Linked DNA regions of Homo sapiens: region 1 is linked to region 2. Evidence: chromatin loops called from intact Hi-C (ENCODE). Cell type or tissue: adrenal gland. All regions are shown on one strand. Each heading gives the region's core, and the rest is flanking DNA. Links, peaks and the distances in the headings are about the cores only.

Region 1 (9,239 bases), core at 1,966-6,965, 61 kb before region 2:
CAATTTACAAAAGAAAGAGGTTTAATGGACTCACAGTTCCACGTGGCTGGGGAGGCCTCACAATCATGGCTGAAGGTGAAAGGCACGTCTCACATGGCAGCAGACAAGAGAAGAGAGTTTGTGCAGGGAAATTTCCCTTTATAAAAGCATCAGATCTTGTGAGACTTATTCACTATCACGAGAATAGCACAGGAAAGACCTGCCCCATTCAGTTACCTCCCACCAAGTCTCTTCTACAACACGAGGGAATTCGAGATTTGGGTGGGGACACAGCCAAACCATACCATATCTCTTTCAGGAAGCCCACCCTGATCTCCTATCCACAATGCTCACTCTTCTTGGAACTCTCACAGCACTTGTCCTAAAATGTTTTCCATGTTCTCTAATGTTCTAATAAGCTCTCCTTTTTCTAACTCCTAGGATAGATACATATATTACATCCCTATATATTACCTCATTAACCTCCACAATGCTCCTATTGGATAGGTATTATCATCCTCATTTTATAAGCAAGGGAACGAAGGCTGAGCTGACTCTTGACATGCAAAGGTCACACACCCAAGTGCCAGAGCCAGACACTTTTTTTCTAGGCCTCCCCATGAGAGCATCAGTGCTACAGGCTGTAGGACAGGCCTCTCTTCCTGTCCCCCACCACCACCTGCCACAGGGCTGGCACTGTGAGGCCCTTGACACATACTGAATACTGGCAGGAACCCCGGTGGACTCTGACTCATTTCTTTCACTCTCTGGGTGGCACCTGTTTCGGTAGCCTCTATTACGTAGGCCCCAGGAATTCTGGGGGCAGGGAGGACACATCTAGGACATTCCCCTCTCTCCCCCACCTCAAGGCAGGACCTTAAGTGATGTGAGTGGGAGTATGAACATCTCCAGCTCTACTGAGAAGGGGGTGGGGGCCCTGGGCGTGCACTCCAGAGCCCCAATGTCCTGCCCTTGCTGGTCACAGGTGCCATTAAGTCACCGAAGCCAGCCAGCCAGCCTCAGGGCAGCACTCCACCAACCCTGACCATATTTTCCCAGGCACTAAACAAAAAGCCTACACAGGTGCTGTTAAGCATTCAACTCCCCACCCACATGCCAGGAACTAAAATAGCTGTAGCGTATGTTAATCATTAGCCAGGCTGCACCTCAGACCTCCCCTCTGAGGGCTGGCACCTGGGGCAGCTCAGCCTGGAGAAACTCCAGACAAGGCAGGCTGGGAGAGTGGCAGCGTCCGGAGCCTCACCAAGGGGCTGAACTTGAGCAAGCAGGTTCTGAAAGACACTTCTTCAAGATAAAGTCAATTCCCAGTGCACTAGCATTTGGATTACATAAGAATCCTAAAATACTGGAGCTGGAAAGGGCCTTCATGAAATCATTTCATTCAACCTGTTTATTTTATTTGAGGTGGGAGCTGAGACCCAGAGAGCAGAAAGACTCTGCCTGAGGTCTCAGAGCTGGCTGGGGGCAGGACAATGACTAGAACCACATCTCTGGATTTCCAGGCCAGTGCATTATGAACCAGGCTGGTCCCCAACCACTCAACGTATTTCTGGGCTCCATCACACCTTCTCAGGCTGGAGAATGGACTTGAGAAATACAAAGGTTAAACCCCGGAAAGAGAAGAAAGTTACTACTGCCTCCCAAATAATGTCCCATATAATCAAGCCACTCAGAAAAGTACCAGCCACTCCATAGGAGCCTTATGACCCTGTTTCTCTCCAGATCCCCTCCCTATGTGTGATGACAACAGAGAATGGGGGTTGGCAACCACTGCTCTGATCTCTCAAGGATATTACCAGCCACGGAGACCGAACATCACCCCCACCTCAGTTCAGGGTTCAAATAGCCTCTGCCCTCAAACTCTCCTAGAAACAGTCACCTAGGTGTCATATTTGGGGTTGAAGAAGGGAAGTTGGGAGGAGGTAGCACAAAAAAATAACCCCTGGCCGGGCGCGGTGGCTCACACCTGTAATCCCAGCATTTTGGGAGGCCGAGGCGGGAGGATCACGAGGTCAGGAGATCGAGACCATCCTGGCTAACATGGTGAAACCCCGTCTCTACTAAAAATACAAAAAAAATTAGCAAAGCGCAGTGGCGGGCGCCTGTAGTCCCAGCTACTTGTGAGTCTGAGGCAGGAGAATGGCGTGAACCCAGGAGGCAGAGCTTGCAGTGAGCCGAGATCATGCCACTGCACTCCAGCCTGGGCGACAGAGTGAGACTCCGTCTCAAAAAAAAAAAAATAACCCCTATCCCACTGGGTCTTGGAGGGGGCCCCTCGATCCCATGGGGTCTGGAAGATCTGGTGGTGGCTGCAGCAATGGAGTATGCGGATGCCAGACCTGACGGCTGGGAGCAGCAGATGACTCTCGGGGCATCAGCAAAGCCACAGCAGCTTGCCAGCTTGTGCACCAGCCCACAGGAACAGAAGCTGCCTTGCTTGCACTGCCTGCGGGCTTGCCACTGTCATGAGAAACCATTCCCACTTCCTAACCTGAGGAACACAGGCTTAGCCAACAGCAAGACTGATAAGCATAGTAGTAGTTTCAAATTCAGGAGAGCAGTGGGTGGTGTTCCAGAAACTTCTGATTGTCCTCCTCAACCATCTGTTCTCTCTTGCTTTAGTAACAGAACACACCATAGCCTGGCACACAGCAGCCCCCACTAAGGACTGCTTTCCAGACCCCTAGCAGCTAGGAGGGCCTGCCATGGGGATGTGAAAGTGAGCTGTCTTGGGCCATGCAGTTAAGGGAGGCACCTAGACGGTGCTACCCAACATGTGGCCCGGCGGCATTATACAATATGGGAGCCTGTAAGCAATTAACGTGCTCAGGTCCCATCACAGACCTCCTAAATTAGAATGATTCAGGGTGCAGTCCAAGAATCTATGCTTTAACAAGCCTTCCAGATTGTTCTTATACATGCTCAAGTTTGAAAACCACAGCCCTTGAGAATGCTAGGGACAACAGTCCATAAGGAGCCTGGTGCCAAGACAATCTCATGGAACACACACTTAACCTCGACCCTGATTTTTCAAGAAAGAGTGAGAGAGTGAGTGAGAGAGAGAGAGAGAGAGAGACGGGGCTCCTCTCTTCATTCACAACCAAACCTGAAACGTAATACAGGTGGCGTGGGGAAGATGACGATGAGAAACTTAACCCAACAGCAAAAATCAGGAAAGGAATGCATGCAAGTATAATAAGTAATAAGCAAGATGCAAAGAATAAAATCAAGTATATCTGGTATGTCAACAGTCAGAATTCCTCTACCAAAGACAGAAACCATGCAATTAGGTTTGTTGCTGTTATCATTGCCTTCTGTCAACCTCCATCCACCCTCAACCACGTTCTGATTATAAGAGAAACAAATTTTATTTACGAAGATTCCATCTTCAAGATAAACTTTTTTTTTTTTTTTTTTTGAGACCAAGTCTTGATCTGTCGTCCAGGCTGGAGTGCAGTGGCACGATCTCGGCTCCACTGCAAGCTCCGCCTCCCGGGTTCATGCCATTCTCCTGCCTCAGCCTCCCGAGTAGCTGGGACTATAGGCGCCCGCTACCACGCCTGGATAATTTTTTATATTTTTAGTAGAGGCGGGATTTCACCGTGTTAGCCAGGATGGTCTCTATCTCCTGACCTCGTGATCTGCCCGCCTCGGCCTCCTAAAGTGCTGGGATTACAGGCGTGAGCTACCGCGCCCAGCCAAGATAAACTTTTTTAAGTGAGAAAGAAATATTTAAAACTAAGGGTTGGGCAAAGACATACCAAATAAATGCAAAGAAAAACAGAGGTGGAAATATTAATAGTAAAAATAGGCTGGGCACAGTGGTTGGCTGGGTGCAGTGGCTCATGTCCGTAATCCCAGCACTTTGGGAAGCTGAGGTGGGCAGATTACTTGAGCCCAGGAGTTTGAGACCAGCCTGGGCAACATGGCAAAACCCCATCTCTACCAAAAATACAAAAATTAGTCTGGTCTCAAAATAAATAAAAATGAAAAAATATGTAAAATTTAAAAACATATATGTTGAAGACTTTTCGATAATCCTGCCTTAGCAAGCCAAGGGGTTTTTCCAGCCATTTCTCTCTGGCATTTGCCTTTATCTGTAAACACAGTACTTGGAGAACTACTCACTAGGATCTCAGGGTACAACAAGGCATAGCCTAGTCCAGCCCGCTGAGACAGTTTATGTGGCTTAAAACACAAGCACAGAGATGAGCTTATGACTTGGGGCCCGCGTCTTTCTGACTTCTGGCCCTGAGAAGTGTTTGTACTGGCTACTCTGTCAAAAACTCATCTTGCTGTCTGGAATGAGGAAGGAAATGCGTAAATGAGAGGCAGAGCAGTCCGCTTCTTGGACCTACAGGAAGGGGCAGGAATTGCAAAGTGAGAGAAGAGGTTCCCAGGCAACGTCCCAGGAGTTTGCACGCAAATCTCATTTTATCCACCCCTCCTAAAAATCTGGCTATCATGGGAACCATTAGGACAGCCAAGGACAGGGAGCTCATGGTCATCAGTGAGACCTGATTACTAACCGCTCCATGTGAGCCTGAACAGAAGCTAAAGGGGCATGGCTTGAATGTCCTCTGATGCCTGCATTTAAATTTCTGAGCCTTTCACTTATTATCTTATAAAATGCACTTATTTATTAATTTTAAGACTGTAAAGAAAAGAGATTCTCCCAGATCCTTGGCCATGTATTCTCCTAAAACACAGACAATATGGAATTTAAGACCAAAGACCAAAGGCATTAAATAACCAGCAAATGACAGGTAGGAAGATCAGCTTGATAAGCCTATATACATGAAACACGAAAGCCAAACTCAAAAGGCTAGAACTCCCACAAATATAAGTAGAGCTGGACTTTAAAAAACTACAGTGAGAGTTTTTGTTATACCTCTCAGAATCTGACAGCCAGGCAAGCAGGGATATAAGGGTAACTGAAGTTAAGAGATCTATCTAAAGTCAGCGTCCCGCAGAGGACCTATTTTCTCCTTTCACGCCCATGAAACATGTTAATATTTATCATGCAGTTGGCCACAAAGAAAATTTAATACCAGCCAGGTGCAGTGGTTCACTCCTGTAATCCCAGCACTTTGGGAGGCTGAGGCGGGGCGGGGGGATTGCTTGAGGCCAGGGCTTTGAGACCAACCTGGGCAACATGCTTCATTCACTCATTCATTCATTCATGAGAATGAATCCACTTTGTGAAAGAAGCAAACCCTTGCAGGTACCTAGGTCTGCCTGAGCACGGAGCGCCGTGGGGAGGGATGTCAGTGGCAGGCCATCCACATGTTCCCTTCTGGGATTGGAAAGGGAGCAGGAGGGTAAATCGAGGCAACAGAATCAAACACTCCCTCAACGACGTCCTCTTCGCCTTCAAAGCCAACATTTCAGAGCCTGTCTATCATCAGATCCTCACGTCCTGCTACTCCTCACCCATTCACTCCAACCTCGCTTCTGCTCACATCATCCCACCAAAGCAGTGAAGGCAGCCACATCTCCTCCATATCACTCACCACAGCCGCGATGCCAAGCTGACCACTCCATCCCACGAAGCAGACTCACCCTGGCCCCTGGGATACAACTCTGTCCTGGCTTTCTGGGCCCCTCTCAGGTCGCTCTTTTTCTGGGTCCTTTATAGGCTCATCTTCCTTTACTCAGCTGTTCGAGGTGAGTTCTTCAATCTCGCTGTGCCCATGACTTCAAATACAAACACAACCTAGACAAATGTCTGTCTAGCCAAGACGCCTCCTGAGCCCCAGACCCACCAGCTTATTTGGTATCTCAAAGACACCTCAAACACAACATGTCCAAAACCAAATACATGATCTTCTTCATCCTCCAAACCTGGTCCTCATCCAGTGTCCCATGTCTCAGGGACACCAGGTGGATGACTCTAGGGTGAGTGGGGGCGGTCTCTCCTTTTAAGCACACCACGCAGGGCGAGGCCAACAGTGGGTTCTCAGTAATAAGCAGTTCTACAGGAACATGCCTTGTCACCTACTTCCTAAAAATAGCCGTGACCTTTTTAGTGGACACAGCAAGCTCACATCTGTTATCACCACTCCTTCCCCACTGTCACACGCACCCTTTCCCCCAGTGGTGCCACTCCCCAGGCTGGATATGCCATATGCTCCCTAGCCTCCCTGTGAGCAGCCTCCACATTTCTCTTCTCTGCCCTCACTCAGATTTCCCCCATCTCATGTCCTCCAAGTCAGCCATCCCCAAGTGTGAGGGGCAGGGGACACCTGACTTCCTTCTCAATTTCCTTTCCTTCTTTTCTGCTAAGGCGGAGCCTAAGCCCCTGGAAAGCTAGAGATCCCAGAACCAGGCTTTGACCACCGCACACTCCACCCTCTGCTTCACAGCTCCTGGCAGTCACACACCCACGGTATCAACATTGTCATCACCACCCGCTAACTGATCTCAAACCCCTTTGCAAACATCTTCTCATCTGATTCTCCATTCCAGGCAGGCATTTTATCATCCAGAACTGTTCTGTGGGGGGGAAGCGGGGGGTCTCTGTGTGGCTGGGTGGCTTGTCCTAGGATACCTAGCACAGAGAACTCTGTCCCCCAATTTCTTAGTTGCCCCCACCCATTCCTTCCTCACATCAGCATGGGCAAGGCCAGCTGTGGTTTGGGTCACTGTTCAGGCTGTACTTTTAGGATCCTCCCAAATAGCAAACAACTATGTGACTATCAGGTCTTTATTTCATGGGTTATAGGAGATAGGGTCAGTAAGCCTAATGTGTAACAGTTTCAGTGGTTATTACAGAGTTCCATTGAATTGCAACAACTCCCTTTAAAAGCACAAACTCCCACCAAGAAAATCTCAGTTTCTTCATTAATCCTAAGAGCTTTCCTATCTAGGTATCACTCAAAATTCCTACTATTCTGGGGGCAATGGGATCAGAGGGTGTTGCAGAGAAAAATCCAGAGAAAGTGAAAAGTCTACTTCCTTGGCAGTGCTGGTGAAGCATACCCTTACACAGACGCTTCCCCATGGGAACAAGTGCCAGGAACTGCTTCAGGCTTACGGGGGAAAACAGTGGCTAAGAAGAGAGAGGAGGCCGGGCACGGTGACTCATGCCTGTAATCCCAGCACTTTGGGAGACTGAGGCAGGCAGATCACCTGAGGTCAGGAGTTCAAGACCAGCCTGGCCAACATGGTGAAGCCCCGTCTCTACTAAAAATACAAAAATTAGCCGGGCATGGTGGTGCATGCCTGTAATCCCAGCTACTCGGGAGGCCAAGGGAGGAGAATCATTTAAACCCAGGGAGCGGAGGTTGCAGTGAGCCAAGATTGCATCACTGCACTCCAGCCTGGGTGACAGGGCGAAATCTGTCTCAAAAAAAAAAAAAAAAAAAAAGACAGCAGAAGAAGAGGGGTGAATCCAGGAGGAAGGAGGGGGTGCACCAGAAAGGTCCCAGGACCTCTGATGTTCCAGCATTCAGCATGCATTTTGGTTCCACATTCAGCTCCTGCCCACACCAGTTTCTTTTCTCTATTCTACAATTTCCAAGAAGAACCCACACTAACCTATTCTGTCTCAACTCCCACTCCTGTCATCCCAAGCCACACATCACCTCCCCAATCACGTGAACTAGGCATCACTAATCGATCCTGGCCTTCTAGACACATCCACCCAGGGTGGGCCCTTTCTATAGTATCATGCATAAAGGCGTCAGGTGAGGCTTCCACTCCCACCTCTTAGTCCCAATTCATCTCCATCTCACCCTCCCCACGTTTCTCTATCCAAACCCAGCCTTCAAGGTCCTATATTTTAACCACAGGGAAACCACTTCCCTGTGCTGTCTCTGTTGTTCAACTAACGACAACTAATTTTCTGAGCACCTACATTAGGCAAGGCCCATCCTGAGTGCTGCCACCAAGAGGTAAGTCAGAAACAGCCCCCACCCTCCAGAGTCAGAGGACAGGGCAGCGATAAGCCACACCGCCACACAAATACTATGCAAGGCGAGAGATGAGAACCGAGTCAGTGCCAGAAGGGCTGAGTGAGCTCAGAGCATATCCCGTCCCTCCTGCTGGGAGCAGGCACCCGGATGGCTCCCAGGAGGGTGGAGAATGCTAGGCCAGACAGGGGAGGGAGGGCATTCCAGTAAGACAGAGAGCATGAGCTTAGCATGAGCTAAGCCAGAAAGACGGTTCAGGAGAAGTGCATTTCAACTTTAGCTGAACCTTCCACTGCTACTATTTATTGACCCTTACACCTGATTATTTATGACCCAGGCCTGCCTCACACACTTTATGGCTAATGTGGGTGACACCCATCTGGGATACACAAGTGTGGTGCAGCAGTCACCACCTGTTCTGACTGGTCCGTACCTGAGCTCTGTATTGTTATTAAATAAATGAATGCACTGAATCTCACAAGCCTGTGAGGCAGGGATTACTATTACCCCCATTTTACAGATGAAAAACCAAAGCACAGACAATAGTCAAAGAAAAGATAGCAAGGTATGCAGGAGCCTGAAGTAGTGGGCACCCAATGCCAGGGCAACAAACTGCCCTGGCACCTCACCTGGCCTCTCTTATCAGGGAACACCTTGCAGCACAAAGAATGCCTTGAGGAAAGGGGCCCTGTTAATCCCCTGGAATCCCCAACAATTGACTGCCGCATAAAAGGAATGAGGAAAGCAATGAGAGCCAGTGAAGGGTGAGCATACCAGGCCCTGCCCTGCAAACCTAGTCCCTGTTGCGTGGGCAGGGCAGGGCAGGGCAGGGCAGGGGCTCGGCCTCACAGCTCCACTCCATGCCCAGCGCAGAGAACAGAGGGGAGAGCTACCACAAACGCCGAATCTCTACAGAGAGGTCAAGGATTGGAGGGCAGAGACAGAAATGCCCCGGGCTGACTGTTTCCAGCTTGGGCTAGCACTGGCTGGCTTAACTTTTCCCCTCCAAAGTCTCTAGGTAACAAACTTCGCGTGTCTCCTTTAAACCAACAGACCATTTTACCTAAGTCTTAAGGGCCTGGCCTGCACCCATGGGAGATACAAGTCCAGGAATCCCTTCCTGAAACTGGGGATCAAGGTTGGGGAAGGGGCGAAGGCACGCACAGCACCTGGGATGGCTCCCGCATTCCCTCAAACACTGGGGAGAGTTCCTTACAAATAAACTGCAATGGTAGCAGCTCCCAGGAATGTGCGTGCTCCCAGTTTCGGAGGAAAGTTCCTGAAGATAGCCTTCTCTGCTTAATCTCCCCAAGCCTCGCCTAGAAG
Region 2 (9,239 bases), core at 2,208-7,207:
GGAGAGGACTGAGACAGGGAGAGGAGGCTGGAGAGAATCACAGAGAAACAGCACAATAGAGGTAGGGAAAGAGTTGTTGAGGACAGGGTCACAGAGAGAAAGGAAGGACAAAGAGGGAGGCAGAGAGAAGCAGAGAAAGAGAAAGCAGGGAACAAAAGGGTGAGCCTGCAGGAGGTGGAGGGGGGCAGATGGCCTGGGTGAGGGGACAGCAAAGGCAGGTAGTCCTGGGACTCAGGAGCCATGGGAGTTCTTGCACTCCAAGGCTGTGACCTCCTTAAGGCCCAGCGCCATGAAAGCCCATCACATGGGGACACGCAGGCCTCCCTTGTGGCTGGGTTGCTGTGTGGAGCCTCTGGGTCTGTCCCTGAAGCAAGGACTTCCAGGGGAAAGGGCTGCCCTGTCTCAGGTTTGCCTCCTCTGTGGGGTGGGGATCCCAGCAGCCTCCCTCGCTGCCTGGTCCCTGCTGCATTTCCCATCCTGGCCAGCTAGGTGGCTGTCAAGTCCCATACCTGGGAACCAGGCTGAGACCCTTTGTCCAGCCTCATCTGTTCTCACCTGGCTCCAGATTCCAGCCACAGCTCTGGCAAACAGTCCACACATGCTGGCTGTCACCAGATCCACATACCCCGGGTGGATTCCTGCCCTGTTCCCACAGGACAGCCCTCAACCAATGGAGACAGGAACATGGAGTTAAATGCTTCTCCCTTTTTCACTGAGAGAGAGACATGCACAGTCTGATGCACTTTCTTTCCTTCTTTCTTTTTCTTTCTTTCTTTTTTTTTCTTAAGACAGTATCTCGCTCTGTCACCCAGGGTGGAGTGCAGTGGTGTGATCTCGGCTCACTGCCCCCTCCGCCTCCTGGGTTCAAGCAATTCTCCCACCTCAGCCTCCCGAGTAGCTGGGATTACAGGCACCCGCTACCATGCCCAGCTAATTTTTCTATTTTTAGTAGAGACGGGGTTTCACCGTATTGGTCAGGCTGGTCTCAGACTCCTGACCTCGGGTGATCTGCCTGCCTCAGCCTCCCAAGGTGCTGGAATTACAGGCGTGAGCCACCGCGCCTGGCCATGATGCACTTTCTAGATGCTGTCCTAGAGATCACACTGGGTTAAGCCTCAGTTGCCTTCAATGTGGTCATCTCTACAGTATACCCTTAGCTTTTTTCTCCTCCTTTACTTTCCCAGACCCTCACTCTGCTCCCTGGATTCACTTTTCGAAATAGTCCTCCTGCTGCAAAGTCCTGGGCACCTGCCCTACTTTCAGCATTGGAAGGGGGGCCCAGGCTAAGACCATGAGGCCCCACTGTGGGGGCCCACAGCCCCGTTCCTCCCTCTATTCCCACCACAGTTCCTCCCTCCTGTCCCTCAGTGCTTCCTCGCCTTTCCCTCCAGCCCACCGTGAGATCCCAGGGGACGGAGCAGCCCCTTCTCTGCCCCAGTGCAGGGCTTGGCCTTAGCACACGGTCAGTCTGTGCTGGGGTGAAGTGGTGAATGAGTGAGTGGTTGAGTGATAATGCATCATCAGATCTGTCTTTTCCACATGTCTCTATCTCCACCCAGAACCAGTTTTCTCATCCACAAATAGGCATATGAGGTTGGGTGCTCCTAAACCCTGCAAAATTCAGAGCTGGCACAGTTGGGAACTGACCTTCCTTGACCTCACCTCACTTTCTGTATCTATAAAATGGGGTACCTGCCTCTAAGAGTAAAAAGGAGGCCTGGCATAGGGAAAGAAATTCTCTCAGCTCGAGCACCCAGATCATCCATCTTGCTCTCAAATACCTAATACAGGGGACCATGTTTTCTGCTATAATTGGTATTGGAGCTGGTACCATTTATTAAAGGCAATTCAGTTATGAAGCTTCATTTATTAAAACAGTGTAGTAAATGTGTATGTATGGACAGACAGATAAATATAATAGAAGAGCAAGTCCAGATGTAGACAGAAATCCATACAGAAATAGAGAATGGGACAAAGGAAGCATCTCAATGCAGGGTGCTCAGACACCTGGCCAAACATCTGAAAACTAAAAGAATAAAATTGGCTGGGCACAGTGACTCACACCTTTAATTCCAGCACTTGGAGAGGCCGAGGCAGGTGGATTACCTGAGGTCAGGAGTTTGAGACCAGCCTGGCCAACATGGTGAAACCCCGTTTCTACTTCTAATTTATGAGTTTAATTAGTTCACATTGATAAGGATAACAGAAATATTTGGGCTTATTGCTGCCATCTTTTGTGTTATACATATACCCTTGGGATGGATATTCCCAAGGGTCATGGACTGTGCTGTGGACCACACACTACGCAAGGCCATGAGACAGAAGCCAGGCCTGGAGGGACCTTCACAAAGGACCTTTGGGCCTGCTGGAGTGCAACTATGGCAAGTGACCACAGCGGAGACACTGGCCACTAGCCATGTCTGCTCCCACCACAAAGCCTCATCCAGGTAACCCAGCATCACTCTTCTTGGGGCTGTGCCCACTGCCCTGGCTCTGTCTGCCCATGGCCCTGCAAACATCCACAGGACAAACAAGGAATCTGTATGAAATCCCTATCGGCATCCATCCTGGTCCTAGGAACAACAGGAGTGTAGAAGGAGGAGGATTAAGAGCCTCAGCTCATATGACCTGTGGAAGATAGGACAGGGCCAGCTGGCTCTTCCCTATAGGGCCCAGTAGCACACAGCTACTCGAGGACACATGTTAGGGATAAATATGAACCTGGGGGCCAGGCGCGGTGGCTCACACCTATAATCCTAGCATTCTGGGAGGCTGAAGCAGGTGGATCACCTGAGGTCAGGGGCTCAAGACCAGCCTGGCCAACATGGCAAAATCCTGTCTGTACTAAAAATACAAAAATTAGCTGGGCATGGTAGTGTGTGCCTGTAATCTCAGCTACTCAGGAGGCTGAGGCAGGAGAATCACTTGAATCCAGGAGGCGGAGGTTGCAGTGAGCCGAGATTGCGTCACTGCATTCCAGCTTGGGTGACAGAGCAAGACTCCATCTCAAAAAAAAAAAAAAAAATGAACCAGAGAAGGGAGCAGTGCACTAACGCAGAAACCCACTACTGAGCTGGAGGGAAGCAAGAGGCCAGCAGAGAGCTGATCTACACTTTGATGTGGCTTTGCTGCATCTGTCATGAGGCCTGCACCCACCTACAGGTCCACTGTAGTCAAGGTAGACAGGTCAGTCTTAAACAGAGCATTACAGCGCCCTGGGAGGTGGGAGTCTCTGCCACAGGCGGGACATGGGCTAGTGTCCTCAAGCAGAAAGGCTCTTCAAGGTGCCATGCAAAGGTTGGCATCCAATCCCACAACCCTCTCCCAAAAAGAGGAGCATTTTGGCCCCCCAAAAAACTGTTTCTGGGTCAGTGGAGCCTGATGGCAGCCATCCCTCTCTCTACCACCGGAGGAAGAGCCAGCCACCCTTTTCCTTCCTTCATCAAGGTAACCAGCCATTAGCATCCAAGCCAAGGGGCAGGGGAAATACAAAGAACGCATATTCACACAAAATTTCACTCCATGCTTAACCAGGCTCTGCTCCTTATTGATAACGGTGACCCTGCAATGGGCCTCAGTTCTTACGTCTGTAAAACAGGCATAAACAGCTAGCTCCCAGCTGACAGACACTGGTTGCAGGAACGGCATGGGATAAGCACTCATGTGCATTATCCTTTCCGCCTAAGAAAAGTACTCCCCAAAAGGCTGTGCACAGTGGCTCATGCCTGTAATCCCAGCACTTTGGGAGGCCGAGGCGGGCGGATCACCTGAAGTCAGGAGTTCGAAATCAGCCTGGACAACATGGCGAAACCCCATCTCCACTAAAAATACAAAAATTAGCCAGGCAAGGTGGCGGGGGGTGCCTGTAATCCCAGCTACTCGGAGGCTGAGACAGGAGAATTGCTTGAACCCGGGAGGTGGAGGTTGCAGTGAACCGAGATTGCGTCACTGAACTCCAGCCTGGGCAACAGAGCGAAACTCTGTTTCAAAAAAAAAACAAAAAAGGTCCCCCCGCCCCGAACAAAGGAGAAAGGCAGAGCAGTCCCTGAGACAAGATGGGGCGCAGGCACACCAAGGCCCCCGGAAACCTGGTCAGAGTGTCTGTCCCAACTGGCCTGCCCTGTTCAGAGAGATGGAAAGCTGGGGAGAGTCTTGATCTCTCGGGGGCTCTGAACGGCCTCCTGGTGAGGGATGGGGGTCCCTGAGCCCTGAGGCTTATTATCCCCCATGGGAACACACAGAACTCCCTGGAACCCCCTCCTCTGTCCACAGGGAATGCGCGAGCCACCTCTGCCCTCTACTGGCTGAATTAAAAACTGCAGCCAATTGAAGGATGGGCAAATAAATGTCACACATCACTCTCCCTGTTCATTCATTCCTCATTCACGGAGAGCTGCTTTGTATCAGGTGCCAAGATAGGACGGGAGGCATAATTTTAATTCTCTGTGTCTCCAAGGCTGTATCTGCATGAATTCTCCTGTACTTCCCCTGCTTCCCAAAGGCCTGGTCTGACAGGAACAGTCTTCATCTTTTTTCAGGGCTGTTCTAACTGTCTCATCCTCATTTGTCCACAGAGGCCAGCTCAGTTCTGTGCCCCTGGAGAAGGCTGATGTGAAGCACTATCCATTGCTGAGCACTTGCTAGGTCCTAGGCACTAGCTAGACCCTTTCTGTCTACCATATCCCTCCCAAGCTCACTGCAAGGCACGGTCCATCTTCATTCCCTTGTAACAGCTAGGGAAACTGGGGCTCAGTGAGGTTCCACAGCTTTTCAGAAGTCGCATGGCCTGAAGATTCTAGAGCCTGCTTCAAACCTTGTTCCCCCTGACCCCAGAATCTCTGTTCAGGTTTCCCTGAAGATGCCAGAGTGTGTTCGGTCCACAATGACCACAGTTACGGACCAGGCCCAGCCTGGTCAGGCTCACCTGGCCTTTCACACTGCAAGGTGGACCTGGTCTGAACCTCAGGTCCTAGGACTGCTCACTATATCACCCTGAGGATCCAGCCTTGCTTTTTACCTATAAGGTGTGCATATCTATCCCTGGGCAGGCTTGATCCTGGCTCAGCATGGCATCCCAACCCCTAGTCCTCAAGCTGCAGACACCCCAGCGCTTCGCCCAGGCTGCCCTGAGGCCTTTAGCACACGCATTGTACAGATGGTGATGACACTGGGGCAGGCTTTTTACCCCAAATGAAGAATCTGAGGGCCCAGTAAGCCAGATGCGCTGGTGAAGAGGAATCCCAGCCTGTACCAACCTCTCATTGCCTTGAACAGCTAAGCTCAGTCCAGCTCTGGCCAGGACCCTTACAGCCAGGGGGCAGCAGCCCTGCTGGGCCCAGACCAGGAGCCACCTACCCTTTAGAATGTCAGCACAGTCAAACCATTCTTTTACATTTATGGAGACTGACAACTAGCCTCCACTGTTGTCTTATCACTGAGCAACACAGAAGCATTGGCAGAGAGGAAGTGTTCTGATATTTCAAATGTTTCTGGTGGTCGAAATGCTCCCAGATAATAGCATAGTTTTGGAAATAATGGACTACATCATAAAATTAAAATTAACTCCTTCTGTTTTCTAGAACTTATAATGAGAATAATTTAAATAACCATTATTTACCAAATTTTATTCATATATGTATAATACTATTGATGTATCATTTGAGGAAAAGTAAAGCACATATAAAAGAGGCTTTTAAATTAAAAACAAATATAAGGGACTTTTAAAAGTTTGTGGGAAAATGAAATTAAAAGACAAGAATAAAAAATATAAACTTTATTTCTCTCAAGTTCTATCAAGGTCAAGACACTTTTGTAAGTGATGATATCGTCCATTTTGTCCATCTCCAAAGAACTGAGGATCCTGGGAATTTAACCATGTCAAGGCAGTCTTTTTTACATTATTAAATGGAGAAAAACGGGTCTCCTTTAAATAATTTCTTAAGATTAGGAAACAAAAAGAAGTCATAAGGAGCCAAATCAGGACTGTAAGGTGGATACCTAGTGATTTCCCATTGAAACTCGCAAAATTGACCTTGTTTGATGAGAGGAATGAGCAGGATCATTGTCATGATAGAGAACTCTCTGGTGGAGCTTTCTTGGGCATTTTTCTCCTAAAGCTGTGATTCTCTCAAAACACTCGTAATAAGCATATGTCACTGTTCTTTGGCCTTCCAGAAAGTCAACAAGCAAAATGCCTTGAGCATCACTGAAAATTGTTGCCCTGACCTTTGCTCTTCACCTGTCTGCTTTTGCTGTGACTAGGTCACCTCTGCTTCTTGGTAGCCATTGCTCTGATTGTGCTTTGTCTTCAGCATTGTACTGGGAAAGCCAAGTTCCATCTCCTGTTACAATTCTTTGAAGAAATGCTTCAGGATCTTAATCCCACTTGTTTAAAATTTTCATCTAAATCTCCCCTCCTGTCTGCAGTTGATCTGTCCATGGTGTTGGGTCTTTTTCTGCTGTTCATCATTGATCCTCTTCAATTATGGCATGAAGAAGATGAATATTTTTCCTTACAAATTGATATGGATGGTCTACCGCTGTGGACTTCATCTTCCACATAATCTTGTGGTTTTTTTTTGTTGTTGTTTTTTTTTTGAGATGGAGTCTTGCTCTGTCACCCAGACTGGAGTGCAGTGACATGATCTCAGCTCACTGCAACCTCTGCTTCACGGGTTCAAGTGATTCTCCTACCTCAGCCTCCCAAGTTGCTGGGATTACAGGTGCATGCCACCATACCCAGCTAATTGTTGTATTTTTAGAAGAGATGAGGTTTCACCATGTTGGCCAGGCTGGTCTCAAATCTCTTCCTTTCTTAAAATGTGTTTTCCATTTGTGAACTGCTGATTTTTTTGGGGGGGGGGATGTTGTCCCCATAAACTTTTGGTAAAGCATCCATGACTTCACCATTCTTCCACCCAAGCTTCACCATGAATTTAATGTTTGTTTTTACTTCAATTTTCACAGAATTCATGTTGCTCTGGTAGGTGCTCTTATCAAGCCAATCTCTGATCCTTCTCAGTGCCTCAAACTAGACCCTATTCAGAAATATTATAACAAGTTAGTGTGAGTTTATTTTGGTGTAAAAAAAATTTGAAGTCCATGCACAGTTTTTTCATAATACACATTTTCCATGAACTTTTTGAAGCCCCCTCATAAATAATTCAAAAATACATTTGGGAAAATTTGAGAAATTATGTAGGGCCTGGTGGTAATTGGGCATTTGGACTGGCAGGATCATGTGGTGGCTCAATGAGAAGCCAGAAAGCAACTCTTTCCCATTTTCTGGGTGGGGGCTCCAGCCCCTGAGTGGGGATAAGGAGGAAAGCAGCCCTTCATGGAAGCTGGCTCAGGAGTTCACCCAGGCTTCCTGGAGAAGGGGACAGAAGAGGATGTCTCCTTCCCATGAACTCCACATTTGAGTTCACTGGAAACATAGGCTCTGGGAATGGAGGGGAAGAGGGCAGAGGAAAGGCTGGCAGCTGAGGTGGGGTATAAAGGGAGGGGAGTGTCAGAGGAGGCTGCGTCCACGCCTGGAGGTCAGAGGGCAAATGCCCCCAATCACGCTCCATCTGGGTTATCAGCTGCTTGAGGATCCATGTCCAGAAACTCGGGGAATCACTGTGTCCGTTTTCCTTGCCTCGGGACTGTGCCTCTTGTCTGGAGATGATGAGGTTTCTTTCAGCCTCCCATGCTCTCCACCAATGATCATGAGTTTCCATTCGAGACACAGAATCTGGCTTTGAGAATAAGAAACAGTTCCCTCCAGCTTTTCTTCAAGAGCCTCAAGTCACCTTCTGTAACTCCAGATCACAAGCTGGACCCATCCAGGGCAGCAGGCACTCCTGGGCTTTGACCTCCTCTGTCTCGAGGTGAAACTCGGTGAGGGTTTTACATTCCACTGAACTACTGCTGGACTGCAGTGGCACGTCCCTGATCTCTGCACAGAATGTCTTTCATCCCCTGGTTAAACAAGTCTGTCAAAAACAAGAGAACTTTCACCACACGCATACCATGACACCCTCACCACCTCCCAGGGTGATCCAGGCCGAGCAAAACTTGTGCTCACCTGCTTCTGCCTCAAGCTCCATGGAGTCTGCTGGGTTCACCAATAAAGCAGCTCACGCGAGGCTGAAGGTCCTCCCCCATTTCCCAGGCTGCTGCAGAGCTTCTTGCAGCCACCATGGCCAGCTGGGCCGAAACACTGAGACCACTGACCACGGTCTGCCCAGAACCACACCCGTGCCTGGCAACAGGGCAGACTATCACTGGAGAGGCGTGGGGGCACAGCGACAATAGAATCACACCCTCCACCCTGCCCTCTGCTGAACCCCCTCCTGTGGCCCCAGAGCACTCTCCCCATCCTGAGCGCTCCCTGTTCTCTCTGCCTGGAAGGCTTCCTCCGGCTGCTGGCGTGGAGCACATATGTCCACACAAAATAACTGCACTCCTTACCGCAGGCCCCAGGGGTCCGGGGCGGGCCTGGGGCGGCTTGGTTCTCAGTGGAAGGAGGGAAGGAATGCCGCGGAAGGAAGGAACAGGTGAGTGAGTGAGTGAGTGAGTGATGAGGCCCAAAACCATCCCTTGCCCTTCCTCAGAATTCACACTTTCTTGTTCTCTCTTGTCAGTTGCTTCCCTAAGGAAAGCTTAAAATCCCTGTCCACAAAATACCTGAAATATATAATTAAAAATATACATGTATATATTATATAATTTTAAATATTTAACAAATTGAAATAAATGCAAATCTATACACTGATAACATCAGGTGATCATATAACACTAAAATTCATCATTTTGGACTACAATGAAAATCTCAAAAATGTGTTTGGAAAGTACAAATAATAGAGATTATTTTCTATTAATAACGTGTCAATGAAACTAGAAATGAGTGAAAAATTGAGGAAAAACAGCCACATAGGAATTTTATGACTCCCCCATAAGCCATTTTGGATCAAAAAGCCACCAAAACCAACATTCAGTTCAGAAAGTTAAAAATGGAAAAGAAACACAAGGAAAGCAGAGAAACAGAAATGAGATCAAAACGAATTAAAATGTCTTAGAAACTGTGAAGGCTTTGATGCAAAAATCCAAAAACAAAAAAAAATGGCTTCTTTCCTTTCTTTTAAGAGAGGAGCAGAAATATACAATTAAAGATGAGATCAAACAGAAAACCAAAGACATAGAAGAGAACTAAGTTCAGAGCTGCTTTGTAGAGCTCAGTGCTAGAGGTGGAGAGA

The links. Hi-C counts contacts between places; a loop is a spot of excess contacts. Peaks named below come from ENCODE experiments on the same cell type or tissue, not always from the same donor. Only the 100,000 strongest peaks of a DNase experiment are listed, where the experiment ranks them.
Region 1: a loop joins it to region 2, with 4 times the contacts of the local background. A loop is called at or near these places in 1 of 110 quality-filtered maps.

What each region holds. Positions count from the first base shown.
Region 1 is chr10:80,195,697-80,204,935 of GRCh38, forward strand. The region is part of intron 1 of ANXA11 (annexin A11); the gene reads right to left. Among named protein-coding and RNA genes, the nearest start is that of ANXA11, 5.2 kb to the right of the region's middle. RefSeq lists enhancers at 1-16, 65-1,264, 7,530-7,619, 8,120-8,199 and a silencer at 9,185-9,239. In adrenal gland, for the core only: a CTCF peak has its summit at 4,337; no DNase peak of the experiment used is centred there; H3K4me3 peaks cover 720 bases; H3K27ac peaks cover 4,240 bases.
Region 2 is chr10:80,256,533-80,265,771 of GRCh38, forward strand. No RefSeq gene overlaps it. Among named protein-coding and RNA genes, the nearest start is that of MAT1A, 29 kb to the right of the region's middle. RefSeq lists enhancers at 1-320, 321-821, 7,762-8,293, 8,294-8,824 and a silencer at 2,981-3,275. In adrenal gland, for the core only: a CTCF peak has its summit at 4,316 (motif pointing left); no DNase peak of the experiment used is centred there.